Regions from separate parts of the Homo sapiens genome. Here region 2 is linked to region 1. Evidence: read pairs that join two places in POLR2A ChIA-PET (ENCODE). Cell type or tissue: GM12878. All regions are shown on one strand. Each heading gives the region's core, and the rest is flanking DNA. Links, peaks and the distances in the headings are about the cores only. Region 1 has its middle 160 kb from the start of BMP2. Region 2 has its middle 100 kb from the start of BMP2.

The links. ChIA-PET counts read pairs that join two places held together with the same protein. Peaks named below come from ENCODE experiments on the same cell type or tissue, not always from the same donor. Only the 100,000 strongest peaks of a DNase experiment are listed, where the experiment ranks them.
Region 2: POLR2A ChIA-PET joins it to region 1 with 7 read pairs; 2 of 35 experiments call an interaction of 5 or more read pairs at or near these places.

Annotation. Positions count from the first base shown.
Region 1 is chr20:6,914,993-6,930,392 of GRCh38, forward strand. No RefSeq gene overlaps it. Among named protein-coding and RNA genes, the nearest start is that of BMP2, 160 kb to the left of the region's middle. In GM12878, for the core only: no CTCF peak of the experiment used is centred there; no DNase peak of the experiment used is centred there.
Region 2 is chr20:6,864,132-6,879,531 of GRCh38, forward strand. No RefSeq gene overlaps it. Among named protein-coding and RNA genes, the nearest start is that of BMP2, 100 kb to the left of the region's middle. RefSeq lists an enhancer at 4,959-5,459. In GM12878, for the core only: no CTCF peak of the experiment used is centred there; a DNase peak (open chromatin) is centred at 6,668.

The DNA of each region.
Region 1 (15,400 bases), core at 8,648-11,147:
ACATAAATTATAACAGGAGACGGAGGGAATGGCTTTTTGGAAGTCCTGCTTTTCTGCAGAGGTGCAAGGCCCTTGCTGCTTTTCCAGCTATTGTTAAGTTTGCTAAAAATAAGATCTGTGCAATATGTAAACATCACCCCGCCCCAAGTAAAAATATGGATTATTCAGATGCTAGAGGCAGGAGAGAGTCAGATGTTGGCCTAAGGCCTTAAGTTCATGTCCCTGACAGGCTCTGAGCTTGTCAAAACTGCTCTTCAATCCCCTTGCTAATAGCATGGTGTGCTTCAGTAACTGAATTGGTCACGTAATTAGCATACTCCTCTGGCTGGGAAGAAATCTGCGGGTACACTCTAAATTAAAGAAAACCAACTTGTTGTGCCAGGTTATATAATTTAATGAAGAATCTGTAGACGGTGCCTTTTAAAAAGTATGATTTTGGGTATAAAATTAAGCACTCACGCCTAACGTTTCTCTTTTAGCTCTCAGCCAAGGCTCACTGTTGTGTAAATGAATTAAATGCAGCCAAAGGCCCATCTGCTTCACAGGACAGAATCAAATGAGACCTGGATGCTTGGGGTCTATTTGCCCTTGTTTTGTAGCATCTTGGGCAAACCAGCACTGATGTGCAATGTGAGAGGCGAATATTTCTGCTTTTATCATTGTTGTAAGCCACATATTTTTTTCTTACCTCTTCTCTGTTTGTTCTTTAAACAACAAAAAATCTGGTGGTAGATCCATCTGACCTCACTGAGTCCAAAATGGCATCTCCCTCTCCTTGTTCTTCCTCTCTGGCCGCTCCTTTATTTTTCTTCTTTTCTTTTTCTCTTTCATCTGGCTTCTCCACCCAAAAAGCCAAGGGAAGTGAGGTAACAATAACTTTGTTGCATTTCACCTGGCCCACCCAGAGAAAATCTATTTCTAGGCAAATGCGGAAAACCCAAACCTTGTGGAACGCAACCGGCCCTTTAATCTAACATCCTCTGTGAGCTGCAGAGTCTAATGTTTAATTTGAAAAACAATCTGAAAATAGCATGAAAGGAAACGTGGAATTTGCATAGCTATATATATGTTTAAGATAGTCATAGTCGTTTTGGAAAATACTGTGTTTGAGAGCTGACCCTTTACTTGAAGTTGCCCGAATTTTCTGGACTCCTCTGAGATAAGGAGTGTAATTGTCAGTTGAGTGATGGTTGCTTTTCTGCACAGTCGTCTTGATATTAAGGAGTCAGAAGTCCAAGCCTGTCATTTTGGAAAACTGAATGCTGATATTCAGAGCTGTTTGAATGACCAAAACTAAAGTCACAATGACAACGAGGTTCTAGTTTATTTCTAATATTCATTGGATTGCCACGCTTTTGAGAATCTTGTTAAAAATCTTCTGTTTTCTCTTCCTTTCCTTTTATCTTTCTTCCATCTCTTTCTCTCCTTTTCTTTGCCATTTTCATGGCCTTTTAAAACATCTTTTTCTGCATATTTCTTTTTTTTTTCAAAGTTTAAATTGCACTAAAATCTTTATATAGGCATGGCCTAAGTTTGGTTTATTCCAGCCCAGTTGCCTACAGATGAAATCCTTTCTCCATAAGCCCTTTGAAGGACAACTTCCATTTCCAAAGCCTTAAATTTAATAGCTGGAGAAAAGACAAACAAAATCTCTACTGTTTCAGGCTTCCTAACATTTCTACCATATTCAAGGTGCCTTTAAAACAATCTTTCTGAAAGGTGCTGGGAACTCAGATATCAAGCATAAGCTCTTCATTTGGTGAGAGACGCTCAGCAGGTTAAGGAGACAAGGCAGAGAGTGCAGAGGTGTAAAAATTTAAGGGTGATTTCAAACCAGTATATATGCCTCTAGGAAAAGGATTTTAATCTTGGGATCCATGGATCGAAGTCAAGGAGTTTGTAATAGTCCATTTTCTGTTGCTTATAACAGAATACTTGAAACTGGATAATCCAGAAGAAAAGGAATTTATTTCTTACAGTTAGGGATGCTAATAAATCCAATGTTGAGAGGCCGCATCTAATGAGAGCCTCCTTGCTGGTTGCATGGCAAGGAGGATGACTGTGCACATGGGCTAGCTCAGGTTGCTCTTCCCCTTCTTGTAAAACCACCAGTTCCCCTTTCATGATAACTCATTAATCCATTAATCCATGAATGGATGGATTCATTCAATTCTCATTGAATTGAGCCCTTGTGATCCAATCACCTCTTTAAGGCCCTACCTCTCAATACTGGCATATTGGGGATTGAGTTTCAAAAAGTGTATTGGAAGGGACATTCCAACTATAGCAGGGTCCATGAACTTAATGGGAAAACATTACTTCTTTGTATTTCCTAAGCTTTTGTTGAAATATAGCTTTTCTACCAATTATAAATATGGACAAATAACCCACGGTAATGTCAGCATTCTGTAACATATTACAATACAGTTGTTGATGTAGAGACATCTGGTCTCAACAGATGCTTTACGTCCAACACTACTTAGATATTATGGTAAATATTAGACCTACCACTAGATCTTTCTACTTAAAGCGTTAGTAAGGGAGCACATGCCTCACTACAGCAATTAAAAATATTATTATAGATATGTGGGAGCTAAGCTATGAGGAGGTATAAGAATCATACAATGGACTTCAGGGACTTGGGGAGAAGAGTGTGAGGGGGGCGAGGGATAAAAGACAACAAATATGGTGCAGTGTATACTGCTCGGATGATGGGTGCACCAGGTTCTCACAAATCTCCACTAAAGAACTTACTCATCTAACCAAATACCACCTGTACTTCAATAACTTATGGAAAAATAAAATTAAGAAAAGACTATAAATATTTCATTATTGATGTTTTTCTTAATAATTCTATATATTTTATTTAATGCATTTAAAAATTGTTATTCTGAGAAGCAGTCAACGGCTCCATTGAATTGTAAAATGAGTCCATGTAACAGTAAAGGTTAAGAACCTTGGCTCTTAGAGGAAATTATTCTTCCAACTGGATACTTTGTGGTCCTTGATTTTGGAGAAGGGGAGGGGTATAAAGGAAGAGGAGAAAAGGAATCTGGAATTTGTTTTGGCCTAACAGAGCTTCTGATTGTTTCTGTTGGTTCTGTGTCCAGAGCTAAACACCTGCATAGCAATTTAAAAATGTGGAGAAAGGAAGAAAGAAAAAAACATAGTTTACACTAGACAGGGGCATCTAGGGCAGCACCAAAACAAAATCCTGGCCAGGTGCGGTGGCTCACACCTGTAATCCCAGCACTTTGGGAGGCCGAGGCGGGCAGATCACTTGAGGTCAGGAGTTTGAGACCAGCCTGGCCAACATGGTGAAACCCCGTCTCTACTAAAAATACAAAATACAGCCGGGCGTGTTGGCGAGTGCCTTAATCCCAGCTACTCAGGAGGCTGAGGCACAAGAATCACTTAAACCTGGGTGGCAGAGGTTGCAGTGAGCCGAGATCGCGCCACTGCACTCCAGCCTGGGTGGCAGAGTGAAACTGTCTCAAAAGAAAAAAGAAAAAAAGCAACAACCCCACAAAAAGTCTCACAGCAAAACAAAAAACAAAAAACAACAGCCTTCTCACGTTTTCTTCCCTCTTTTTGGACAATTTTTTTTTCTGGTGCCAATACCCAAGCTGCTTTTCCTTTTTTTTTTTTTTTTTTCAGCAGTGTTAGAAATGTAGTTTTACATATATTCTAGAAGATACTCACGCATTTCAATGTTACTTTCCATAGGAGGAACTTGTAGGCAAAGCTCCTGTGCCATTGATTGAGCCCTTTTTCCAAACTGTCACACACTCACAACTTTTCCTGCCTAAGTCTTTGCTGATGACTGTAAAGTCATAATAAAAGGCCAGCTTGCCATGGAGATTGCTATTATCTGTGGGAGAAGTTGGTTTATTTGCAAGACTATAGAAGAGTCTATGAACTTAGATGGGAAAATAATATTTCTTTATATTTCCTAAGCTTTTGTTGAAATGTACCATTTCCATCAATTATAAATATGGACAGTAAACCCATGGTAATATCAGTACTCTGCCATGTATTACGATACAGTGGTATTGTCAGTAGGGGCTAGAGGTATAAACTGACAGCTACTGTGTATGCTAAATTTCCAGCTGTGAACCACATTGACTTTGGGAGTTAATAGTTGAAGTAAAGTGTATGTAATGAGACATCATGTTTTTCCAGAGTTTCTGTTAAAATAGTCTCATCAGAGTAATATTGAGAGGAAGAGGCCCTGTCAGAAAGAGTTATTTTTTGCTTCTATGATATCTTTTGATTCTGCAAGGTGGTGGAAAGGAGAAAGCAAGGAGGAAAGTGGGAAGAAAATGTGGGCAGTGAACTTTACGGGGCCTGGGGGACAGACACAGACTTTAGTCAAAGATAGCTAGATTTAAATCTCAGCTCTGCAACTTTCCTGTGTGATCTTTGGCATGTAGCTTAACTTCTCTGAACTACCAGTTCTTCATTTGTAAAATGAACATAATAGTGGTATCCACTTAAAGAGTTATCATAAGAATTTGATAAGCTAAGCATGGTGGCTCACACCTGTAATCCCAGCACTTTGGGAGGCCAAAGTGGGCAGATCACTTGAGGTCAGGAATTCGAAACCTGCCTGGCCAACCTGGTGAAACCCCATCTCTACTAAAATAAATAAATAAATAAATACAAAATACAAAAATTAGCTGAGCATGGTGGCTCACACCTGTAATCCCAGCTACTCGGGAGGTTGAGGCAGGAGAAATCACTTGAATCTGAGAGGCAGAGGTTGCAGTGAGCTGAGATTGTGCCACTGCACTCCAGCCTGGGCGACAGAGTGAGACTCATCTCAAAAAAAAAAAAAAAAAAAGACAGAATTTGATGGCATATAATGCATTAAGACATTTGTCACAGTGCATGGTACCATGTAATAGGAACTTAATAGAGGGCAGCTTCTGGAAGGCTGCTGCTGTGACCAGATGAGTATGTCAGCTGAGCTGTCAGAAGTGACAAGACTACGAGCAGCTGCTGTTTTGACACGTCTGCTATGTTTGTCTCTGTGATCAACCAGCAATCCTGTCCCACTGGGGAGGGGTGTTCTTGGCATTGGTCTGCCAACAGCCTGTCCTCCTTCCTTTACTCTTAATAATCTTGGTTTTTTTTTTTTTTTGAATTAAGTAACTGACTGTGTCAGTTTTGCTAACTGAAAAATCAGGGTCTTAATAATAGTTAGCATTTACCTGCCTCACATGCTGGATTAATCAGCGTGCTTGTGAAGTCACAAATTTCTTAAAGTCGAGATAGTGACTCTGCTACTCCCGTAATGAGGGTGTGAGCACTGAGGTAAGTGTATATATACAGATTCATATCTGTACTTGAGCTTTTGTTCATATGTAGTTAATGTTTTAAATGGGATAATTGTTTGACTGATAAATAAGATAATTCATGTGAAAGTCTTTGTAAACAGCTAAGCATTAGTAAAAGCCAAACTTCATACTTATTAAAGTTGTGCCCGAAATAAAAATCATGTAACAGCTGGAAAATTACCAGCTATCAAGGAAGAAGTCAAGTCCCTGGGGAGTAAAAGGGGCTAGGAGAACCCTAAGCTTTAGACCTGGTTGATCACTAAATAACCAGGGAAGTTACTGCTCCATTTATAATCTTATCTTCCTCTTCTGTAGAATAAAAATACTGTAGGCTTGGCCTATGTTTCAGCCTTCTTGAGAATCATTCTCGGAGAATGATGCTAAAAAGTGCTTGATGAAAAGTATGGTAGGTGAAATTTTGGGATGGTCCTCTACATATTTCCTGCTTCTTCCCATAGTTGGTAATATAAATCTCATTCATAAAATAACACTATTTTTAAATCGATTTAGTTCTTAGTAAGGACCTTTTTAAAAAAGTTCAGTGAGTGGTTAAAAACCCTCATAATGGTCTCTAGCCTCCTGCCGTTTGGACCTGGACTAACTTAAAAATGATGCCTGCCTTGCTTCTAATTACCTGTGTGTTTATTGCAACTAATAAATGTATTTTATACAAGTTATTATTTTACAGCTTAGATTTAGCTGCTTATTTGTTTAGAAAAAAGTTTGATAACAACAAAAAGCATAGCTCATCTCCTCATGGACTGGGGCATTCATCTGCTTTGAATGTGGAGACAGAAACCTTATAGACAGTTTCAATTTGTCTTACATTTATTGTGTACACAACTGACTGGTCTAGACACTATGAAGACAACAGAGGGGGTAAGATATAGTTCTGCCTTTAGGAGTAAAATGATCAATCATTCTCTAAAAGACTGTCCGTTTGCCAAACAGCAAAAAGAAACCAACTGGTTGCTAAATACGTGATTTTCATTTGCCTCATATCTGCACTGGCGTCCAACACGGAAGCAGTAAGTATGTATCCACGTGTGCAGAATGATTCGCCCAGGGCTAGTTTAACAATGGCTATTATTCACAATAATAAGCTAGTTTGCATTGACACTCCTAATTCAAAGTGATGTCGCGCCTGCTTTCAAAATAGGTCAGCTTGATAGCTTATTGGCGTAGTCACCCTTGGGAAATCACAAAGAGATAGCTCTTTACCAAATTAGTGGCTGATATCCAGGCTTGGTTTGAAAACTGTGCTTTGAGGGAGACTTGTTTCTTGTGCTTGACCAGAAAAGCACAGAAACACTGAATTATAATGTACAGCTTTTAAATCCAAGATTTGGCTATACATTTAGGATAGTTTATGCAAAACTGGCAGAGGTTGGTTTCTAGCTTTTTTTAGTTTCTAGGTTTGATCATTTCCCTCTGGTTAGTGTGGAGAGAACTAAAGCCTTCTGTTCTGAACAAACAACCACAACCCAAATAGGCCAAGAGACTAGGAAAATACCAGGACAAGTGAAATGAGGAGTGTCCTTTAGGGCAGCCAAGCTGAGGCACAGAGCTTAAAACCAATGCTAGGGCATGCCCGAGAGATTTCTTAAGAGGGCTGATGGCACTTCTTTTTGAAGCTGTAAAGTAGTGGCTGTTTACATTAAGGCAGAAAAAATGTCAAATACTATACAGCTGTGTCTGTCATGCTCTTCTGCTATTTTTTCCTCTGTGTACCATTTTGGTAACAGTTTCTTCATTTTTCCCTGGGGACCCATTTCTTTCCTATTTTCAGATCCTGAAGTTTGGATGGGACTTACAGCCTCTCTTTGCTTCCACCACCACCAGTGATAGTCACATGGCCCATACTTGACCAATCAGAACACTGTATCCCCAGCCAGAATGATTAGTTTGGAGTATGCTCCTGGTGTACCATACAATCAGAGAGCCTCATTCCCAGGGCTTCTGCTAGAGATTTTAGGGAAGAGGTGCTCTGTTCTTTCTAGATTAGATGTACCAGCAGTATGTAAACCTAACATTCCTGGAGACCATCTTTGTCACCACATAAAGGGATCTCCTCTGAGAACGACAACAATCCAGAGGAAAATAGAATTGAGAGATGGTGAGGGGTATACTCCTGATAACACCAATTGAGTTATATTAAAAGGGGATCTAAGTTCAGCTTTGCCTAAACCCTCAGATCCAGTTAACTGATTTTTCTCTTTGCATAGATTAGTTTGGGTTATGTTTCTGTTGCTTGCAATGAAGAGTGCTTTGAATAATATGTGGTCTTTTATAAAGCCTATGTGTCAGTCATCTACTGCCATGATAATGCTGCATAACAAAATACTTAAAAAAAAACAACCTCAGGGACATCCAACAATAGTCATTTCTTTCTTTCTTATTTATTTATTTTCTTTCCAATTTTTATTTTAGGTTCAAGGGGTACACATGCAGGTTTGTTACATGGGTAAAGTCTTTCTTTTTAGTGTATTCATGAGGTAGTTGAGATTGGGTTTGTCCATGTTGGGTTTAGCTAGAGTAGGTTCCTAGCTTCACGTTGTTCAAGTGTACTCCGTGTGTCTCTTATCCCTTTTGAACAAGTGGTTATTTGGGGCATGTTATAATTTTCATGGTGACTGAAAGCAATGCCAGACAGCAATCCCAATTATACAAGCACAGCTCAAGCCTCTTCCTCTGTCGTGTTCACTAACATCCCATTGGACAAAGCAAGTAACTTGGTTAAGTTCAGCATCAAGGGAGTGGAGAATGGCACTCTTTCCACGAATATGGGGGAAAGGGAGTGAATATTTGATGAACAATAATCTACCACATCCTAAACTTAACCAAAGGAAATAAGGACTAGGCATTATAGAATCATGGAATTCTAAATCTGCTATAAATATAGTAACAAACAGTATGAAATATTTTAAATACGTTAATGTAACAAAAGGCTATTTTTTAAGAACTGAGATATGTGTATTCCTGAAAGATTCAAGTTCTGTTTCAAATATTAATGATGTTGAAATTTGTTTGTTTGTTTGTTTGTTTGTTTTGAGACAGAGTCTCGCTCTGTCGCCCAGGCTGGAGTGCAGTGGCGCGATCTTGGCTCACTGCAAGCTGTGCCTCCTGGGTTCACGCCATTCTCCAGCCTCAGCTTCCCACGTAGCTGCGATTACAGGCACCCGCCACCACGCCCGCCCGGCTAATTTTTTGTATTTTTAGTAGAGACGGGATTTCACCGTGTTAGCCAGGATGGTCTCAATCTCCTGACCTCGTGATCCGCCCACCTCAGCCTCCCAAATTGCTGGGATGACAGGCATGAGCCACAGCGCCCAGCCTTGAAATTAGTTTTGAAATAAGTAGAATATTTTATGGCTGCCTCCTTCTGGCTAAGGGATTACTTCAGTGATATAGTTATCAACTGATATAGACATTCAATAGCAATTTGTGTAAGTTGATTTTGAAATTCAAAATCTTATATCTTATATCAAACATTGTACAAATATCATGAACTATACAGGGAGTGTAAGATTAAAGGAGAATAGCTGAGTGTGGTGGCTTGTGCCAGTAATTCCAGCTACTCAGGAGACGGAGGCAAGAGGATCACATGAGCCCAGGCATTTGAGACCAGCCTGGGCAACATAGTGAGACCCCATCTCTACAAAAATAAAATTAGAAAACATAGCTGGCCGTGGTAGCATGCACCTGTATTTCCAGCTACTTAGGAGGCTGAGGGGAGAGGATCGCTTGAGCATAGCAGTTCAAGGCTGCAATGAGCTGTGACCACACCACTGCACTCCAGCCTGGATGACAGAGAAAGACTGTCTCTTAAAAAATATAAAGGAGAGGCCGGGCACGGTGGCTCAGGCCTGTAATCCCAGCACTTTGGGAGGCTGAGGCGGGTGGATCACAAGGTCAAGAGATCGAGACCATTCTGGCTAACACTGTGAAACCCCATCTCTATTAAAAATACAAAAAATTAGCTGGGCACGGTGGTGGGTGCCTGTAGTCCCAGCCACTCGGGAGGCTGAGGCAAGAGAATGGCGTGAACCCGGGAGGCGGAGCTTGCGGTGAGCCGAGATTGCGCCACTGCACTCCAGCCTGGGCGACAGAGCAAGACTCTGTCTCAAAAATAAAACAAAATAAAATAAAATAAAAGAGAATATCTGAAGGCATAATGATAATGCCTGTCATTCTTTTGGGTGCCTCCTATGTTTCAGGTACTGTGCTAACGAACCTCAGTGATATTAAATAATGTGGTCAAATTCCCACATTCTGGTAAAAGCCAGAGAAAGGACATCTACCTGAGGATGTCTTGTGTCAAAGCTTGGGCTCTGGCTTCACTACGTTGTAGGAAGTTTAAGTTAGACAATAAGGATGAGTTGACAGCTTACTAATGGCAGGTATGTCTTCTCAATTCTAGAAAATGCTGCATTGATAAAGAAAACCATGTTCCAGTCTTGCTTTAAAGCAGGAGGTTGAACTAGGTGAAGAGAGACTGGTTAAAGAATACAACTAAGGAATCAGCTGGTACAATGATGCAAAGTACAGGACCTTGTGAGGCTCCCCTGGGAGTTTTCTGTCTTGCACTATGGGTAAAACAATTGTCCTGACAATTCATTATGAGGAGTTAATGTAACATGCATGAAAAGATTTTTCATATAGCATGTGGCTGAGGGAGCACAGTTGTTATAAAGTTCAATTCAAAAACAAAAACCAGACTAGCTCTCTGTCCTGGTGATTCTATTACCAACCTGTCTAAAACAGAGGCTGAATTTGGTAATCTCTTGAAATCACTTGTGACCCTTCACTTCTCGGGTTGTTTTGATTTGGGGACTTTTCTATCCACTTGAAGAAAATATCTTTTAAAGGGTCATACTGTCCCCGGTTTTGTTTGAGTTCCAACAGTGAGTACTAGGCTGCCTAAATGATCACAGCTGGGCAGTAAAAATTCCTGAGAAAGCAGAAACATTAAGTTTCAAATTCCACTTGAATTAATGTATCTGGAGGTAAGGTTTTATAGTTAAAATATTTGGATGGAAAACACAATTTTTTTAAATCTTTCCTTTGAATCAAGGTAACATCACATTGAGGGTTGAGCGTAAAGTAGCTGGAGGCAGTAACGTAGTCCACCCCCTCTCAAGAAAATGAAACCAGTGAAAAATGTCTTCTTAGGTTTTGTTATGTCTCTGTTTGACTATCTAACAGTTTACAAGTGATAATGTGGATGATGGCTGTGATAATATCTTTAACACAGTTAATATAAGAATATGATTCTGTTTATAAGGCACTTTTCAAACAAGGTAAGCACAACTTGAAAGTAATTGTATGGGAGGGCTGACTCCAGACACGTGGAGGCACGATTCTTAATTCTAATTTCAGCCTGGAGACAATTAGATTTAAAGCAACCAGGAAAAGTGCCCACTTTTCCTGGGTTGTGAAGGGGAAAGAAAACTTGATATATTTTTGTGAATCTCCTCCTCCTCTTCTACTCTTAGGATGGGAGGGTAGCTTCATTGCTAGGGAAGGTTCTGTGCAAACACACAATGCTGGGAATAATCAAAAGCCCAGAAAACTGAGTCAGGTACCTGCCTCTGGCAAAATTCTGAGTGAATAGATGGGTGCCCTGAGTGGTAGCAAGCAAGTGATCTGTCAGAACATGAAATGAGAGGAATTTCGAAGTTATGGCCTTGCCCAGATAATATTATGCCTCCCACTTCTGAAGGTTTCAGTCTAAGAACCCAGAAAAAGAACACTGTTTTACTCCTGAGAGATCTGCTCAGAGTAACGTGGGTCAGAAGAACTATTTTGAGTTTCATAGTCAGAGTGGCATGACCCAGCCAAGTTGTTATTTTTGTGACTCTTGCAACTCATTGCCCTCTTCTTTAATTTTTTTTTTTAATTTGAGGAAATAAAGGTGATGAGTTGAATCAGTGGTTTTAAAATTGTAAGCCTTGGAGCTCTTGTAGTCCTTAGAAACCTCAGATGATCTCAACAACCACTAAAGTCCATCACCGGTTTGGCAGACAAGTAGGGCAAGGAGGAAGAACTCTGTTCTCTCCCCTTCCAATTCACTGCATACAGGACTTAAAACCTAGACGATGGGTTGATAAGTGCAGCAAACTACCGTGGCACATGTGTACCTATGTAACCTACACATTCTGCACTTGTATCCTGGAACTTAAAGTTTAAACAAAAAGAATATTTTCCTAAGTTTAGGTTTGGGTGTACGACTCTGAACGACAACTTCTGTACTTATCTTTTTTACTAGTCAGCGTACTTGACCTTAAAGCTTGCTCCTCTCTAATTCCACCATCCTGGGTGATCCTGAGCACCAGAACCAGGTTCAGAGTTTAGTCATTCTCAGAAGAAACACAATTCAGCATTATAAGTATCACCTTAGGCCTTAGGAATATAAAGAACAAAAGATGATCCCTGCCCTCAAGGCTTTTATGGTTGAATGAGGAAAATACAGGCAAACCTATCATTATACTGCAACAATGTGATTGATTAAAGGGAGGCCAATGTCAAGGAGACAGGGAATGTAGAGGGTGGATTGCTTAGTCCAGCTGAGAGAGTGAGATGAAGCTTCAAAGAGAAGGAGGGCTTTGACAGTTTAAGAGAGGATGTATGGCCGGGCGCGGTGGCTCACGCCTTTAATCCCAGGACTTTGGGAGGCCAAGGCGGGCGGATCACGAGGTCAGGAGATCGAGACCATCCTGGCTAACACAGTGAAACCCCGTCTCTACTAAAAATACAAAAAATTAGCCGGTCGTGGTGGTGGGCGTCTGTAGTCCCAGCTACTCGGGAGGCTGAGGCGGGAGAATGGCGTGAACCCGGGAGGCGGAGCTTGCAGTGAGCCGAGATGGTGCCACTGCACTCCAGCCTGGGCGACAGAGCGAGACTCCGTCTCAAAAAAAAAAAAAAAAAAAAAAAAAGCGGATGTATGATTTTAAAATATAATTCAGATCGTGTGAGTCCTCTGCTTGAAATACTCCAAGGGCTTTCCCATTGGATACAGAATGAAATCCAAGTCCTCGTGTCGTTAGAAGGTGGATATGATGTGGCCTGCTGCCTTTCTCAGACATCTGCTTCATCCTTTTTGGCTCTTCCATTCTCATTATCCTCTCCTCTTCATCCCTCAACAATCTATTCTCATGTTCAGCTTGTGGCTTTTATTTTTGCCATTCCCTTTGGCTGAAATGCTTTCCCCCCAGTCTTCAGTGATGTGTCTTCCTAATCACTCTGGAGTCAGAATAAATGCAGTAGCCACTTCAATATTTCCAGTTTTCCTTCTTCTGGATACAAGCGAGGGATCAGAACTTGCCTGCCGTTTTTTTTTTTTTTTTTTTTTTTTTTTTTTTTTTTTTTGAGACAGAGTCTCGCTCTGTCACCCAGGCTGAAGTGCAGTGGCTCAATCTCGGCTCACTGCAAGCTCCGCCTCCCGGGTTCACGCCATTCTCCTGCCTCAACCTCCCGAGTAGCTGGTACTACAGGCGCCCGCCACCACGCCAGGCTAATTTTTTGTATTTTTAGTAGAGACGGGGTTTCACCATGTTAGCCAGGATGGTCTCCATCTCCTGACCTCACGATCTGCCCACCTCGGCCTCCCAAAGTGCTGGGATTACAGGCGTGAGCCACCACGCAGGCCCTTGCCTGCCTTTTGATGTTAGGGAAGACTAATCAGGTGGGTTGCTTTGGCCAATGAAATATCAGTGAAAGTTACATGTGCAACTTCCTGGCAGAAGCATTTCCTTTCCAGTGGGAGGGTCTATGAAGTTTCCTTCTTCTGATATGGAGACTCTAGAAGTCTGTGCTAACATGGAAGAACAATGCTGAGCCATCACGCAGTGGTTAAGCCACTGCGGAGCCTCCTGGATTCACAGACGTCTTTGCCTAAATGCGAAAGGAATGTTCATTGACCTTAGCCATTGAAGTTTTAGGGTTTGTTTGTTATTACACTATAACCTAACCTAGTCTGACTGATAAATATTCTTTTGAACTCCCAGTCTTAAAGTAGACATCCTGCTTTACTCCTGCTTTGCTACAAATTATATTTATTTTTTACATTGCACTTCCGTGAAATTATGCTGTTCGAATGTTTATTTGTGATCTGTCTTCCCCCATGAAAATATAAACATCACGAAAGCAGGTATCTTACATGTCTTGTTCCATATTTGTCGTGTGTCTGGCACAAAGTAGGCATGTTGTGCACCAATGCAGAACACAAAGTGTATCTGTGCCACATGGGACCCGGTGTCTAACCTTTGGAGAAAGAAAACATATTTAGAAAGGCAAGCATTAGAATGCTCCCATCAATGGGCCCCCCAAATTAGGAAAACATGTATAAGGAACATAAGTTATTTATGTAATATTTCTCAATCTCAATTTTTTAAGTCTTAGACTCTAAAATCTAACAATATGAAAGAATATGGGGTTTATCCTAAAATATTATTGAGTATTTATTGGTAACAAAGTTAGATACAAATTTTTTGCTGAGTTTACAATGCACATTTCCAATATTATAGTGAATATCAGTGTTTTCTTGTCGTTTGTTTAAAAAGTGAGCTTTATTAAAGGTTACTACTCTATGTAGTGTGGCAGAGAGACTATGATGGTGACAGGGTCTTACATGGTTTTCCTTTAAGATCTGAGAATCAAAATGATATCTTTTATTACCAATACATTTCTTAAAAAATGTATTGCATATAAGAACAATAAAAACACAAAAGTGGAAAAGTTGAGAAGTTCAATTGGGAAAATTATTGATTATAAATAATTTCAAAAAATAACTGGACAAACTCTAAACATAGGAGAAATTTTAAGAAGTGTTAAATTGTCTATATGACAAAGAAATGGAAATTGTGTTGAAATAATTTGTTCAAATGTTATTGAATTGCTCATTTTTCTAAAACTACAATGGCCCTTTGAAGCCTATAGAATCTGTTAACATCTTTAGTACTTTTGATGCAATACAAATGGTTTCCAATAAATAAGCTTTAGTTTATTTCTCAACAGTAAGTTTTGATTGAAGATCTTAAAGATGACATTTCCCTCTTAGGAAGCTGTGCTGGAGTTGTTAACTTTGAACTTATCTAACTTTACAAGCTGAGCTCTTTTTAGATTTAGATAATTGTCTTGCATTTGGGTGCTTACATCCTAAGGTACTACCTCCTTCCACCTATATAAGGAAATTTTGAGGCTGGGGGCAGTGGCTCATGCCTGTAATTCCCACACTTTCATAGGAGGATTGCTTGAGGCCAGGAGTTTGAGACCTGCCTGGGCAACACAGCAAGACTCCATCTCTACAAAAATTTTTAAAAATTAGCCAGACATGGTAGTGCATGTCTGTGGTCCCGGCTACTCAGGAGGCTGAGGTGGGAGGATCACTTGAACCCAGGAGTTCAAGGCAGCAGTGAGCTAGGATTGCACCACTGCACTCCAGCCTGGGCAGCAGAGCAAGACCCTGTCTCTTAAAAAAAAAGTTGACATGATTAAAACCTTATAGAATCAATACAATTAAATCATTTGCATTATTGCCCAGGAAATGCTCAATATTATCAACATGATTCTCTTAACAGGAAATTTTAGCACAAAACCTAGGATCAAGCAGGAAGTTACTTCACTTTTCATAATTGCAAGCATTGCTAAGTGAATTCCTTTGTTCCAATACAAACTTTGGACATCTTTGGCATGTCTTTCCTTCATGTCCTCATCTCAGATGCCACAAGGAGATGTACAACATGGCATATTTTCAGTCCTCTGTGGTGAGCATTCAGCACTGGTTGTGTTTGCATCCACACAACGGCAATAAACTATGGGAACTATCTCTACTTGACGTATCTGATTTCTACACTAGTGGGAATTCCAATCTTTCTTTCCATCAGAAGCTTAAAACACTGTTGAATGGATGAAATTATCCTCAGGCACCATGAGATATCCAACAGCATAGGGAAGGTACATGGACACGTTGGACAGAAGTGGATTTCGTGTTGAACTCAAAGCCAGAGGTCAAACTACTACTATTCTTTTGTAAAGTAGGATTCTTTATGTGATGGTGCTGT
Region 2 (15,400 bases), core at 5,222-7,721, 54 kb before region 1:
TCCTGCCGCTGATGACTCCAGCACAAGCTTGAGAGCTTGATGGCTTTGCTGGGTACCTTGGCAAATAGTGCCTGGCAGTGGATGGTCATTGAGTCCCTGGTGAGAACTGCAGGTTCTCTTTTCTCTGATGTCCAGATTTCTGAGTCCTATGAGAACTTGCATGGTGCTTTTCTGGGAAAGGAATGAAAAGCCTCACCATCGTGTAGCACACAGTGTCAAAATCTTGTCACAAATATCCCAGGTACTACCTCCTGATATGCATACCTAGGGCACTCTTGCCTTTCCAATTAATATTTTAAGGAAGTTTTCATTGATGATGGGCCCAGAAACTCAAACATATTTAACTTTGAGTTAAAATTAAACACCAAAGGAATGAGAGAGATACCCAGTTGAAAAAATAACTGGAAAGTTTAGGGAGATTATTTGATCTAAAATGACTCCTTTGGAGAGTAAAACCTATGGTCAGAGTTCTCAGTTCTTATGTACAAATTTTACAAGGGACGTAGTCCAAGCACTGTAAGTGCACATTATTTTTATTTGTGTATGTTTTCTCTTTTGTTTTTATTGCCTGCAATCAGGTGAAACAATGGTGGCAGTTCAGTGCTTTATTTCTGACTTTGACCAAACACAATCTCTTTTATGCCAAACTGTGATCAGAGATTTATTACCAAGCAGTGTGAAAAAATTGGACACTTAGAAAACGAATCGATGTTATGATTCAATGAAATTCTTAACATTTTTAAGTCTTGAAAATCCAAGGATAACTTATGTGCAGGTTCTGTTGGTCACTGTGGAGACGTAAATATTTTATTTGTGAAATCTGTTTGCTTACTTTGCAAGTATTCAGGGTGCAGTAGGTTGTGCCAGAATATTTAGTGGTACTGATAATAGTAACTACAGATGGAGAAAATCATAGAGGACGGTGGTGATATGTCTTAGACATCATTTCCATAATATTTACAAAAAGCAGAGCAACGAAAGGGCTTTCTACTTGAATCAAAATGATGTACCAAAGACCAATCTGTTTTCAGGATGTGGCAGGCAGCGACTCCCATTTCCTGTAATAGGGTCAAAACCTCTTGCTAACAGGCTATCTTCTCCCACACCTCCGTGGCTCCAAAAAGATATATAACCTTTGCTGCCCAGAATCTTACTTAGTAAGGGGTATATGAAGGTCATGCACTTGTATACTTGGTGTAAAAATAAAAAATATAATCCATTTCCTTTATTTTCTCCTTCGTATTTATAAACATATCCTAGGGCAGAGCTGTGCAACAGAACTTTCTTCGGTGATGGAAATGATCTAAATTTGGCTAATATGGTAGCCACTGGCAACATGTGGCTATTTGAGTGCTTGAAATGTGGCTAGCGTGAGGAAAGAACTGCATTTTAAATTTTATTTAATTTAAACTGATGCATATGACTAATGGCTGCTGTATCGGACAGTGCAGCCCTTGATTAGAGCTTAATTTTCTCAGTGAGGATTGGCTTGAGAAAAACACCACTAACGAGCCCTTCCTAAATAACAGCACAGGTAAAATAAAATTGAACAGATGTTTAGATTTTCCTGAATTCAGCTTAGGCAAGATTTCATAGGATCATAGTTTCAACTCTAATGGCTCCAGGGAAAATCATTGATTTTATCAAAAACAAACAAAAAAGAAGCTCTGATACCACTTTCTAAAATGTTTAAACAAAAATGCATGATTTGATAAATAAATCTATCACTTGGATCTTTAAGATTTTCTTCTTCTCAAATACATTAATGTTCATCTGTCAGGTTCAGGGTTAATTTGGAGGCCTCTTATCTTTGTCCTAAACTATCTCCTTCAAAATCCTATGTGACAAGATTTTCAGTGGAGATATTTTTTTTTTCTATGTTTTCATGCTTTGCATTCATCTTCTTTTAAATCATTAAGAGGTAGGGAAGAAGGCATGAAATTACTATCATAAATACATGCTGCAGTTGGCTTTGCTTCGCAGATCTGAGGAGAGCAAAGGTTTGGCTTCTGTGTGATCCAAGATGATTGCTATCGTTCCAAACAGTATATCACCCAAAGAAAGCTTTCTATTCCCAAATGAGTGATTTTTATTGTATTTGTCTATTGATTTATTTATTTTTATGTATTTAGGGGGGTAAAAGTACAGGTTTCTCACATGCATATATTGCATAATGGTGAAGTCTAGGCTTTTTGTGTACCCATTACCCGAATAGTGCATTGTACCCAATAGGTAGTTTTTCAAACCTCACCCACCTTCACCCTCCCAGGCTCCATAGTCTCCAGTGTCTATTATTCCACTCTGTATGAGCATGTATATCCACTGTTTGGTTCTCATTTATACATAAGAACATGTGATATTTGACTTTCTGTGTGAGTTATTTCATTGAGGACAATGGCCTTCAGTTCCATGTTGCTGCAAAAGTTGTGATTTCCTTCTTTTTTATTGCTGAATAGTATTCCATGGTGTGTATATATGTATATGCTACATTTTCTTTATCTAGTCCTCCATTGATAGACATTTAGGTTGCTTTCATATGTTTACTTTTGTGGATAGTGCTGTGAAAAACATAGGAGAGCAGGTATCCTTTTTATATAATGATTTACTTCTGTCTGGGTCTATATCCAGTAGTGGGATTGCTGGATTGAATGGTAGTTCTATTTTTAGTTCTTTCAGAAATCTCCACGTTATTTTCTATAAAGGTTGTACTAACTTACATTCCTACCAACGGTGTAAATGTTCCCTTTTCTCTGACTCCTTGCCAACATCTGTTGTTTTTAGGCTTTTTAATAGCCATTCTGACTGGTGTGAGATGGTATCTCATTGTGGTTTTGATTTACATTCCTCTGACTAGCGATGTTGAACAATTTTCATATATTTCTTGGCCACTTGTATGTCTTCTTTTGGAAAACATCTGTTCATGTCATTTTTCCTAGTTTTTAATGGGGTTATTTGTTTTTTTCTTGTTGACTTAAAGTTCTTTGTAGATTCTGGATATTAGCCTTTGTTGGATGCATAATTGCAATTTTTTTCCATTCTGTAGGTTGTCTGTTTCCAAATGAGGGGTTTTAAAACATGTAGACTAGCAGTCACCAAGGTGAAATGTTTTTTAAAAGGATCATAATATAAAAAATGACACCAAGGCATAGAGTTTAAGAGATATCAAGTATGTGTGAGCAAGGGTACATGAAATAAATAGTTTGACTTTCTGGGTACTGGTTTTATTTGCAGAATATGGAGTGTTACTGCACTCAAGGAACAGAACATCAAAATTTATAGGGGTCATTTCAGGCAGGTGTCTTGGGCCTTGCTAAGCTACTATAGCTAATTCGGGGAATCATGGAAAGATTTAGGCAGAGGGTTTGCAAGTCTGATTTGCATTTCAGATAAATCATACTCAAAGCTTGATGGTAATGAACTTGTGAAAGGGATATCCTTCAGGGTAACTTCAGCAGGACTTGGAAATTGACTGGATGTGAGGTACAATGCGAGTAAAGCAGAAGATAAAAAATAGAATTCAGTGTTCTCACTTGGGACTGGGCAGATATTGCTGTCAACAATTACAACTGGAACTGTTGTTGGGGAATAAACAAAACTGAGAGAAAGATAATGAGCTTAATGAACCCTTGGAATATATCCTTGGGAAACTATCCAGAAGACATTGAGATGTTTAAGTTGGGATTAGAGGAGCTATCTAGGCAGAAAGAGAAATTTAAGAATAATCTTCATTCTGGCAAGTCACTGTATATGGGCAGTGATGAGCTAGAATCATCAACTTGTAAAATAAGCCAAAGAAAAAGGAGCTCTTTAAGGAAACAGAGAAGAAATGGGAGGAGAAGAAGGAAAACAAATAGAAGTAAATAATCAAGAAATGAAGTAGTTTCTGGAAGGTCACTGAGGTAAACATACACTATATAGTGGGGACTGAAACTATCCTGTAGACATTGTGTTATATGTGACAAATACCTGCCTTCTATGGATCACTTCTCTTACTCATTTGCTCCTCTCTGTGCTATATTCCTGCATATTCTCCCACACATCCTTCAAAACTCAACATAGAGGCATTCTCCCCTGCAGGCAAGCTTTCCTGCCTCAGTGTCTCACCCAGCCAAGCTACATGAGTTGTTTTTCCATTTGACCCTATTTCTCCAGTGCCATCCTATGTTATTGCAGGGATAGTACCTACATGCCAGCCTCCCTCTCTGTACTGCAAGCTTTTCAGGGTTATTGTGGGGGACTGATTTGCACTAGGGATTACACATTTCATGTGTCCCTGTATTCACTCCTTTAGTAGTGTCCCTTCCACACTTGGACTTGACTATGTGTCTTCTTTTGGCCAATGGAATGATACAAAGTTGATTTCAGCAGAGGCTTGAAAGTGTTTGTGCATTTTGAGTTTCTTAGACTCCTGCTACCACAGGCAGATATGTCTGGGCTAACCTGATGGTGGAAGAGAGATTACTTCAAGCAGAACCAAGTCATCCTCACCAAAGCTATTCTAGACTAGCCAGCCCCTAGCTGACACAAAAGCTGAATTCATGAGCATTACGTTTTGGAGTGGTTTTCTACACAGCAATAATGATACAATTAGGAATCACGCCTTATACATCTTTTTAATTTCTAGCACATTAACCCAGTACTTAACATCCACTGGGTGTTCCATCAATATATGTTGAACTGAAAAGCCTAGAAGAGATAGAATGAAAGTTCCAATCTATTGCAAAGCATTTTTCTTTCCTCTCTTTCTACTAAACATTATGGCTATACCCCAAGGTTCCCACTAACTTTTACCTCTGAGATTTTAGGAGCTAAGACTGCAGGGGTGGTTGTGGGAAATCCAGCATGCGCAGTGTGGTTTGAAATCCACAGACAAGGGGCGATGGCTTCCTTCCTTGGCCCACTGCCCTACGCGCGGTGAGCAGAGCAGCCAAGCCAGAGTGGCAGCCGCAGTGTGGGAGCCCAGCTCTGCTGCCATAAATTACCCAGGGGCAGGAAGGAGCAGTGAGAGTCAGCGGTTTCAGCTACCTAGTAGTTCATTTTTGTTCTTGTTTTTCAGTTAGCAATCTGTAAAATTTATTGCAAAATTAAGCTCCCTGCTCCAGAGTCAATAATATTCCTGGTGCCAGGTGGTGTAATAATTCACCGAAAGGGCAGAAGTTGGAGGGAATAAGACTGATTTAGGAAGTAGACTTCCAAGCCCTATTGCTGCTGCCTATTCCCTGCTGCTAAAGGTCAGGTAAGTAGAGGGCTAAGGTTACAGCCTCCTGATATCCTTGGAGGGCTAGAATTTCTATTGGGTTTGAAATTGAAAACAAAAACTGTTTCTATTGCATGATGGATTCCTTTTATCCTTCCCACCTCTGTTTCCATTTTAGCATAAAAATAGAAACGTTCACTTTCATATTTTGTTTCTGGCTTTGCAAGGAAGAGGTACTGTAGAAAATATGGCCATGTGCAAGCTTCCTGCAGTGCTTTCTAATACCCTAACATCAATGTCTCTGAACTGGAGGGGCTATTGGAGATCTCTCTAATCCAAATTCTTCATTTACAGATGCAAACATCCAGTCTGGGAGTAATTAATGATTGTTCAGTTTCTGTCCAGACACTTACTTGAGGCTAAACACTAAATCTCATTCCCAGGTTATATGCCAACTGCTTCACTGGACATTCTGCCCCTGAAAGGACTTCAATTTTTCTTTGCTCTTTCTTGATTATGTACAGTATCTTTAAAAAATTATCTCTCCCTCTCCTATTATTTCTTAAAGAGTCTTAATTATGGGCCTGATTATCTAAAAGGACTATGAAGCCACATTTTCATTCCAGATGCAAGGGACAAACTGTTACCATCAACTAGCTTGTATTTAATTATCTTTACAAGTTAATTCCCTAATAGACAATTGAAATGCCGTATTTGGCTATTCCCTATGTCTCTTTCTTGAAATGCCTACAGAATCATCTTTGCAACCTGGGATGCAAGTTTGGTATTTCTTGGGACAATTAGCAGTTGGGAATTACACTCTACAAGTTAAATGTGTATGAAATTCAACATCACCATCTGCTCTTTTAGAAAATTTAGATGGAATTTCTTCATTTCACATCCTCAGTTCTTTATTGGTGTTGGAGCCTTAGCCACTAGCTCAGTGCTAGCTATAAAGCTCAGATTAGAAGAAATTGCTTTGATGTTTTCAAAGTCAAGAAAGAATTTTACACCTCTCTGAGTAGCCCTTGACTGCAGGTGAGGAATGTACCTCTGGAGAGGTACCATTAGAGCTAATTGTATATGACCTGATTGATCCATCAGAGCTCTTAGAGTTTCTAATTGAATTTGCTTTTGTCTTCATAAAATGAAGATTTGATTTAGTTGTAAGTTGTGGACTGGAGGAGCTGGCTGCATTCCTTATCTGATCACACGGATACAGTTGATATGATGATCAGAAGTGGGCTGCATAAATCCACCCTTGTCACCCAATTCCTCCCCTGTTACCCGTGTAAATCAAGGATAGCTCCGAGAAGCTCATTCTCCATCTAGGAGGGAATGCCAGTTTCACCTCTTAGAAGCTGAGGCTTTTCTCCAGTTATTAGCATCGGGGTGAGAAGGGGCCTAGAAACCAGAACATTGTGAAACTTTTGTAACCTGACCTGAAACTGGGCAGGAGGAGCTTGGCTTCAGGCTTCACCAAGACCTTGAAACTCAGCCCAAGCTGATTAAAACTTGAGAGTGTGAGTCTTTTCAAGTGCACTAATTGTGTTATGTTGTGGATAGAAACCATGAAAAACCGATGTTTTGAAAGTCTCCATCTTCGGAGAATTTTACTTCTAAGCTAATTAAACATCTGTTTCATCCTGAGATTTGGATCAAAACTCGAATAAAAAGTTGGAAAACAAATTAAATAGTCATAGTTAAGCCGTCAATAAAACAGATACACACACTAGAGACATTTATTCTGATGCAGCAAAATTAAATGCCCAAACGGAACATCATCTTTTCAATTCTCTCTACCAGTATGTTCAAAATATAACTAAATGATTTTTTTAATTCCATAAGATACTGACTGTCTATATCAAGTTGTCTTAACATGGGAATTGTCTGTACTCAAAAAACTTTATTTAATCTAATATCTCCCGTGTATATACACACACTCACACATACACACACAAACACGCACACGCACACACACGTACACAAATATATGTGTGTATATATGGTGAGCACTCTATGATTTCCCATTGGAAGCAAAATTAAATCTAGTTTAAAATGTTATTTAAAATTTTGTGTTCAGCTAGGTGCTGTGGCTCACGCCTGTAATCCCAGCACTTTGGGAGGCCAAGGTGGGTGGATCACTTGAGGAGAGGAGTTCGAGATCAACCTGGGCAACATGGTGAAACCCCATTTCTACTAAAAATGCAAAATAGAAAAAACAGATTTAAAAAATTTTGTATTCTATTGTCCTTATCACTTCACACACACAGATACACTTCATTTGTCTACCCACCATGCATCCTTGTCCTTACACTTGAAAGTGTCAGCCTTTCAGAATCTACTGTATACAATCAAGAGAAGAAAGTCATCGCTTCCTCAACTAGCCCTCAAATCACATAACAACAAATGGTCTGCAATTGATTTTATGTGGAGCAGATGTATAGACAGTATATAATGTTGTGGTGAAAGGTGTATATACTTTGAAACTGGACAGCCTGAGCTCAAATTTCTACTCTCCCACTTATTAGCTGTATGACCTCAGGCAAGTCATTTAAACTGTTTGAGCCCCAGTTGGCTCATCTATAAAGTGGGGTAACAATTCCACCCATCTCAAGGGATGTGGATGAAACGAATCAATCTACACAAAGTTCTTGAAATAGTGCCAGGGTGATATTACACTTACATAAGCAACATGCACGTGTTTCTCCCTTAATACCCTAAATGTCTTAGTAATCACATATTTGTGAATCCAAATGGTTGTTCATGCAGTAGATAATTTTTCGTTAATGCAAGATATACCTAATTAACGTGCTCCAAGTGGAACTTGTTTGGTATCCACGTGCCGCCGTCCCCTTGAAATCAAGGGTATTTTCCTTGTAGTTAAGAGCGCTTCTGCTTGTAAAGCATATGCCACGAAGCCCCTGTATACCAATTTAGAGATTTTAAAGATAGTTTTTGTGTGTGTGTTTGCTTTTGCTTTTGTTCTGGTTTGTATCAACATTTATTCTTCTTATCATCGCAAAGGAGAACGAAGGCTGGCTAACCTGATGGAATGGTTTAGTTAGGAAATGAACGGACATCACCTGGTTTGAGCTGACTCTTGTCTCTGGCATCTGTTCATCTTTCACACACCTCTTAAAATAGTAAAATGTTATTTTTCTAGGGTCATTCTCATTGGGAAAAGCTTTAAAAGATCCACTTGAAAGTTAATTGTACACAGGGTGATAAGGCTTTCCTGGTTCAGGGATTTGTTTCAAATTAAGCTATAAATCAGTAAGTGTGCTGCATTCCCTGGTTCTCTTTATGATCCTGAGGGGGACTGCACCATTCTTTAATTTGAACCTTAAATGAAAGGGAAGGAGAAGGGGAAGTGAAAGGAAAACTAAGCCTTAAGATTTTAAGGAAACCCATCTATCTATCTAGGCTCTATTCTCCAGTCTTTCCCTAAGACAGGTAAACTCTGATGAAGTCACCTCTCTGTTAGGCAATAGACTGGATAAATTCCCGCATTTCCATGTCATGTGACTTTTATTCTTTCCCATAATACAAGGAGGATAGATGATCTCCTAGCCCCTTTTTGCTGTATTAACTTTTAGATTTTGACCAAAACATGTTTTTCTTCTTGTAGGGATCATGGCTACATTGTTGCCTCCATTTTGGAGTTTCTCCTCTGTAAACCCAAATATAATTGTCTCTGTCCTTATTTCAATAACCTTTGGTAATCTCATCAATTTATCAGATGGTAACTCCAAGAATAATTGCAGTATATGCCAAAGGAATTCAAAATAAGAGCAGATTAATCCTTGTTTGCATTCCCTTCTACAGCATGAGCTAGCAACTTCTCATCCGGAAGGTACCAAACCATCAGTAGGTGTGGGAGAGCCAGTTATTACTAATGATGGCTCAGGAAAAGACCACTTACATGCATAAGGAAAGATAAAAATAGAGTGTAAAAAGAAAGTACTTTAAAAGGGTTCATAATGTCTCCCCTCCAACAAATGTCCTTTCTAAAATGTCTTAACCTTTCCCATCTGCCTCTGTTTTGTGGGTCCTCCTTTCTCAGAAGCCAGAGAGAAATTCCCAGTGGCTGCTGATGTGTTATCTTTAGGAATGGAAGGTTATCGTATAACATGCATTTTCACTGCTTGAATCTTAATTTCCTGCAAGCTGCCCCATCTATGAGTCAAAATAATCTAAGTGTGGAAGACGTTTATAGAACGTCCTCTGGCTTATTCCTCATCACTGAGTGGGTCATTGATGGTGTGACTCTAGCATTGAAACCAGGGCATTTTTGAGAGTGAGAGGAAAAGCCACTAATAATTATCTAGAATAGCAGAAACTGGAATGATCCTACACTAATTGGGATGAATTATTAAGGAATAACTGGGCAATAAATAAAAACTTATTCAGTGATTGAGTTTTAAAAAGAAATGAAGAAATCAAAGTAGGAGTTTCTTTTTACTATTATATTTAGAAACTGTGCTGTGTGCTTTGTATCTATTAACTCATTATAATACCTGTATTAAATGGGTGTCATTCCCATTTTATGGATTAGAAAACCAAGGCTCTAGGAAGTACAGTCATTTGCTCAAGGATACAATGTATTATATGTTGGGGAAAGCATTGAATTAGAATGCTTGAATTGAATTAGCATTGAACTAGAAATTCTGTAAATTTCTAATTTACAGAAATTAGAAATTATCAAAGGAACTAACCAAAAATGAATAAATAAATGATTGAGGGAATATGCAAATAAATGATTGAATAAAAAAAATAATGTTTAAAAACCCAGCAAATCTCGGCCGGGCACGGTGGCTCATGCCTGTAATCCCAACACTTTGGGAGGGCCAGGCAGGCGGATCACAAGGTCAGGAGATCGAGACCATCCTGGCTAACATGGTGAAACCATGTCTCTACTAAAAATACAAAAAAAAATTAGCCGGGTGTGGTGGCGGGCGCCTGTAGTCCCAGCTACTCTGGAGGCTGAGGCAGCAGAATGACGTGAACCCAGGAGGTGGAGCCTGGGCGACACAGCGAGACTCCGTCTAAAAAAAAAAGTCCAGCAAATCTTACTCATGAGATGAGGAGAATCCTGTACATATGACCATTTAGGCTTGCAGAAATCTGCCAATTTAAAAATACTCATAGCTAATTTACATTACCTGCTCTTATTTTACTTTTACTACATCATAAAGATGATAGCGAATTCCAGCAAGTAAGAAAGTTAAAGCTCAGGACTATTGTTATGGCAATTTCTCCAAATGGAGGAAAAAAAAAAATATATATATATATATATATACACACACATATATATATATACACACACACACACACACACACACACACACATACCTTCCTAGTTATACATGGAATAGTTTAAAAGAGCTTTTATACTTTTACCTGCTAATTTCACTCATGATAAAGTATTTTAAGGAAATAAAGCTGGGCTTTGGCACCCCTTGCATAGGCCAGTAGTTAGATGCAGGCTGCTCTGGGGAGGGGTTGATGTTTTGGGCTGGAGCCTTTCCTCAGCCAAGGGCAATCCCCAGAAAGAAACCCAGGCTAATGTATGACCTTTAGCAAGTTACTTTATCCTGTTTGGTTCTCTGCTTTCTCATATTAAAATGAGGGTTAATAATTACCATCTTATTTACTATGCATGGTTGTTATGAGAATCAATAAAATGTCACTGTATCTCAAAATACCTCAAAATATAAAACATGAAATACGAGAGATGTTGCTGTCAGTCCTATTGCTCTGAACAAATTAGAAACTCAAGTTGGGCTGTCTCTGAGACCTGATCTTTTAAAAGCAGGTCTTTCAGCAATATAGTCTGCCTTTGAAAAGGTTCATAAAAGTCAACTGTGTTTAGTGTATTTCTTCTCTTTATGTTCTCTTCTATTTCAGAGTTGTTTATTTATTTTTTATTTTTTAGAGAGACAGGGTCTCACTATGTCACCCAGGCTGGAGTGCAGTGGCGAGATCATGGCTCACTGCAGCCTTGACCTCCCAGACTCAAGCGATCCTCCCACCTCAGCCTCCTAAGTAGCTGGGATTATAGGCATGAGCCACAGCACCAGGACTATTTCAGGGTTTTTGAGTTCAGAAAGTTGGTTTCTGCAATCCCCAGATTGCTCTTCACTGTTTCCAGTGACTTTTGAATAGACACTTTGATTTTTCATCTTTAAGAACTCCCTGTTATCTTCAAAATGATACATTTTAATGACCACTAATTCTTGTTTTATGGATGCATTATTCTTAGAGATACAATTAGATTACAGATTCAAGGTGTTTGAGATTTTCTCCCTTTCTTGCACTATGTTTTATGAAGTGATAACTCTTCTACTTTCTCAGGTAGATCCTTTTCTTGTAAGTCTGATTTGCTTAGTTTGTTCTATGAATATATAACAATTTACTTCTCCATTCTACTCTTGGTGAACTTTTAAGATTTTTTTCCAGTTTGGGACTACTACAGTAATGCTGGGATGGCTATTTTTTTTTTTTTTAACATTTATTCTGGTTCATATAAGCTAGCTTGTCTTGGTTATATTTTAAAAAGTGGAATTACGAGGTCATGTGTATGCACATCTTCAACTTTCCTTGATAATGCTCAACTGTTTTCCAAACCAGTTGCACCATATCACGGTCATACCAGTAGTGCAGGTCTTCAATTGTTAGACGTTGTAGCAGATGTTGCCGATGCCCCCTATACCTGGCACTCACCATTTTCATGCATGACCAACTCAAAAGCTTCCAACTACAAACACCTGCAACTGTTTGCCTGAGGGCTTTTCAGCTCACAAGTGGAACAGAAATTAACCTTTTCCCCACCTGGCCCTGGAAGTTGCCCTAAAAAAATTCCTAACTGGCCAGGGTCGGTGGCTCATGCCTGTAATCCCAGCAGTTTGGGAGACAGAGGCGGGTGGATCATGTGGTCAAGAGTTCAAGACCAGCCTGGCCAAGATGGTGAAACCCCATCTCTACTAAAAATACAAAATTAGCCGGGTGTGGTGGTGCATTCCTGTAGTCCCAGCTACTCAGGAGGCTGAGGCAGAAGAATTGCTTGAACCCGGGAGGCAGAGGTTTCAGTGAGCCGAGATGGTGCCACTGCACTCCAGCCTGGGTGACAGAGTGAGATTCCATCTCAAAAAAAAAAAAAATTCCTAACCATAATGATGCATAATTCCAGCTCCCCTTTCCCTTCCCACAAGTGAGAAAGCTCTGAGGTGTATTCACCAACTCCTGGTATTTTTAGGAGATAAAGCTCTACTTGCTCACAGTGATAACTCACTCTGTAGTGATCTTTTATTTGGCTTTCATCTGTTTGTCTCACTCCCCCATTTTCATGTTAGTGTTTCCTGGTATCATTTTCCAAATAAACTATTTGCACTTGAATCCTTCACTGATACTTCTCAATGTGTACAGGTTGAGCCTCCCTCCTGTCATCCCACGCAGCCTTGTGGCCTTACTCTTATGATAACATTCCTCACCCTCCATTGTATTCCAGAGTGTGAGCTCCATGAGGGCAGACACTTGAAGTGACACGTGAGTTTTAATTGTGGCTTCCTTTCTTCGTGGTTCTCTTGATTTTTCCCTCACCTGTGTTCATACCTTGTTTTCAGGCTTATTTCCCTAATAGTGACAGATTTGCATATTAAACTCTGAACATTAAGCCATGAAGAAAGCATAGGTTGTTCTGTCAAATCCTTAAAAAATATTACAGACCCCGAGACTGTAACTGTAGCAGCGCTTCCCAAACTTCTGGCTACTGTCTACGCCAGGCAGGGGGAAGGGAACCATCACCAGGAAGACAAGTACCACATTCGTAGTTATAGAAATATCCACATTCTCTCAAGTCAGAAACACACAATGGACAAGACCATGCTCCCTCTTTCTGAAACAAATATCCAGCAGGTGGTTTGCACTTGAAAACTTTTATTAAAATGTTGCTGGGGTGAGAATATATCATTATTTGTCCTGGAAAACTCCTCATCTTTGATTTTGGCCATTCAGTTCCTTCTTTGGGAAGTCTCATCTCTTCATGGGACCTTTCCTGATTTCATCAAATCATATAATGAAATAAAACATATATTGCCCTCATTTTCAGTATTCCTTACTTTTACATTTAGGATCTTTACTATATCATTCTTTGTAATGTTATTAGATCAACAAGACATGATCTCTCGCAATGTTTTCAGCTCTAAAGCTTTACATGACTATTTTGTGTGTGAGTTATCCTTATGTTTTCTATTGAAGTCCATAGCACATTGAAAGTTAGTCTGATAGATACTTGCCCTCATTCCAGGCACCTCCTGTGTTATGCCTATAGCATATGCTAAATTAAATTCATTAAATCAAAGAAATAAAATATTTCACTGGAATAGAAAAATTTGCTCTAAAACAATCACTACCTAGATAGGACTTTGAGATCTACTGTCTCATCTCCATCCAAATTATATGCTCAGCCTTATCTCTTCCCGCTAATTATACCCCCTCTTGACCTGTAAATGATGGGAATGACTCACTGACCTTTGCTGAACTGGTTTTAAGTTTCTCTCCTGTTTGAAAATCTAATGCATTGAGTGTTTTCCTGCTATAAGTTCCTAGAGGGCTGTGCCAAGGTCTCTCCTTTGAGTTACAATGTACCTAGCATAATATTAAGCCCAATTTGGTTCATAAGAATTGGTTTGTGATTATATGGTTATTTTTTATGTATATGGTGTGATTATATAGTGTGACTCTGAACAAAGTCACATAAAGTGGAAGTACATAATATAAAGGAATGCACCCTCAAAAAACCCCCTGCATTAACGCAAACCTCGTGTAAAAGAACAGAAATACAGAGGGTGCTAACATAGGATAATGAAAATGTACCTCAATAGTTTGAAAGCATAAACAAATTCTTCCTCTTTTAAATATCTGATATATGTACACACGTATACTATCACTGGACAAAAACAAAAATTATATTCAGAGATGAATTTTTTTATGCTTAGAAAAAGTTAGCTGACTTTTAAACCTCATTCTTGAGAATCTTCCATTTCAAATTGGAAAGATTTATGTGTTTTTATTAAAGTTTTTAAATACTTCAGAATAATAAATAGCATTTTTTGAGATTGATTTAATCTTTCTCATTTTTACTCCCATAGCAACAAGACTGTTGAGTTGCACTAGTCATCACTTTTCTCCCCTTGCCCAGCAGACCTCTCCTAAATTACTCTGAGTGGATTTTAGAAAGATTGGCTATCATATAAAGTGTGTTGCCTGTCTCTTCTTCCATTTCCCCTAAAGGCAAAATGCAGTGAAAACAAAATGGAATTAAAACACATAAAGGAACTTAACTAGAACGAAGTAAAAACTTCTTGTATTTGTCAGAACACTGAGATAGGTGAGAAGCTCCAATGCTTTAAGCATTTCTTTTCTGTTGTTGTTGTTTTTTTTTTTTTTTTTTTGACAGAGTCTGGCTCTGTCGCCCAGGCTGGAGTGCAGTGGCACAATCTCAGCTCACTGCAAGCTCCACCTCCCGGATTCATGCCATTCTCCTGTCTCAGCCTCCTGAGTAGCTGGGACTACAGGCGCCCGCCACCGCGCCCAGCTAATTTTTTGTATTTTTAGTAGAGATGAGGCTTCACTGTGTTAGCTAGGATGGTCTCGATCACCTGACCTCGTGATCCGCCCACCTCGGCCTCCCAAAGTGCTGGGATTACAGGTGTGAGCCACTGCACCCGGCCTGCTTTAAGCAGTTCAAAAGAGATGTTAGCATTCTGAATTTAAAAGTGTTGAATTCTCTTAAAATCTGAAGTACTCACAATTTTTAACATGGTAATCCAAACCAGAGGAAACAGAATCTAGATAATTCTCAACTCTGCTACTACCTCTGAATTTTAAGTGGAATATTATCAGTGATGCATTTTTTACTGTAGTTTCTATCAATATAATTTTCACAATCGGCTGGGCGCAGTGGCTTACACCTGTAATACCAGCACTTTGGGAGGCTGAGGCGGGCGGATCACGGGGTCAGGGGATCAAAACCATCCTGGCTAACACGGTGAAACCCCGTCTCTACTAAAAATACAAAAAAAAATTAGCCGGGCATGGTGGCGGGCGCCTGTAGTCCCAGTTACTTGGGAGGCAGAGGCAAGAGAATGGTGTGAACCTGGGAGGCAGAGCTTGCAGTGAGCCAAGATCTCGCCACTGCAC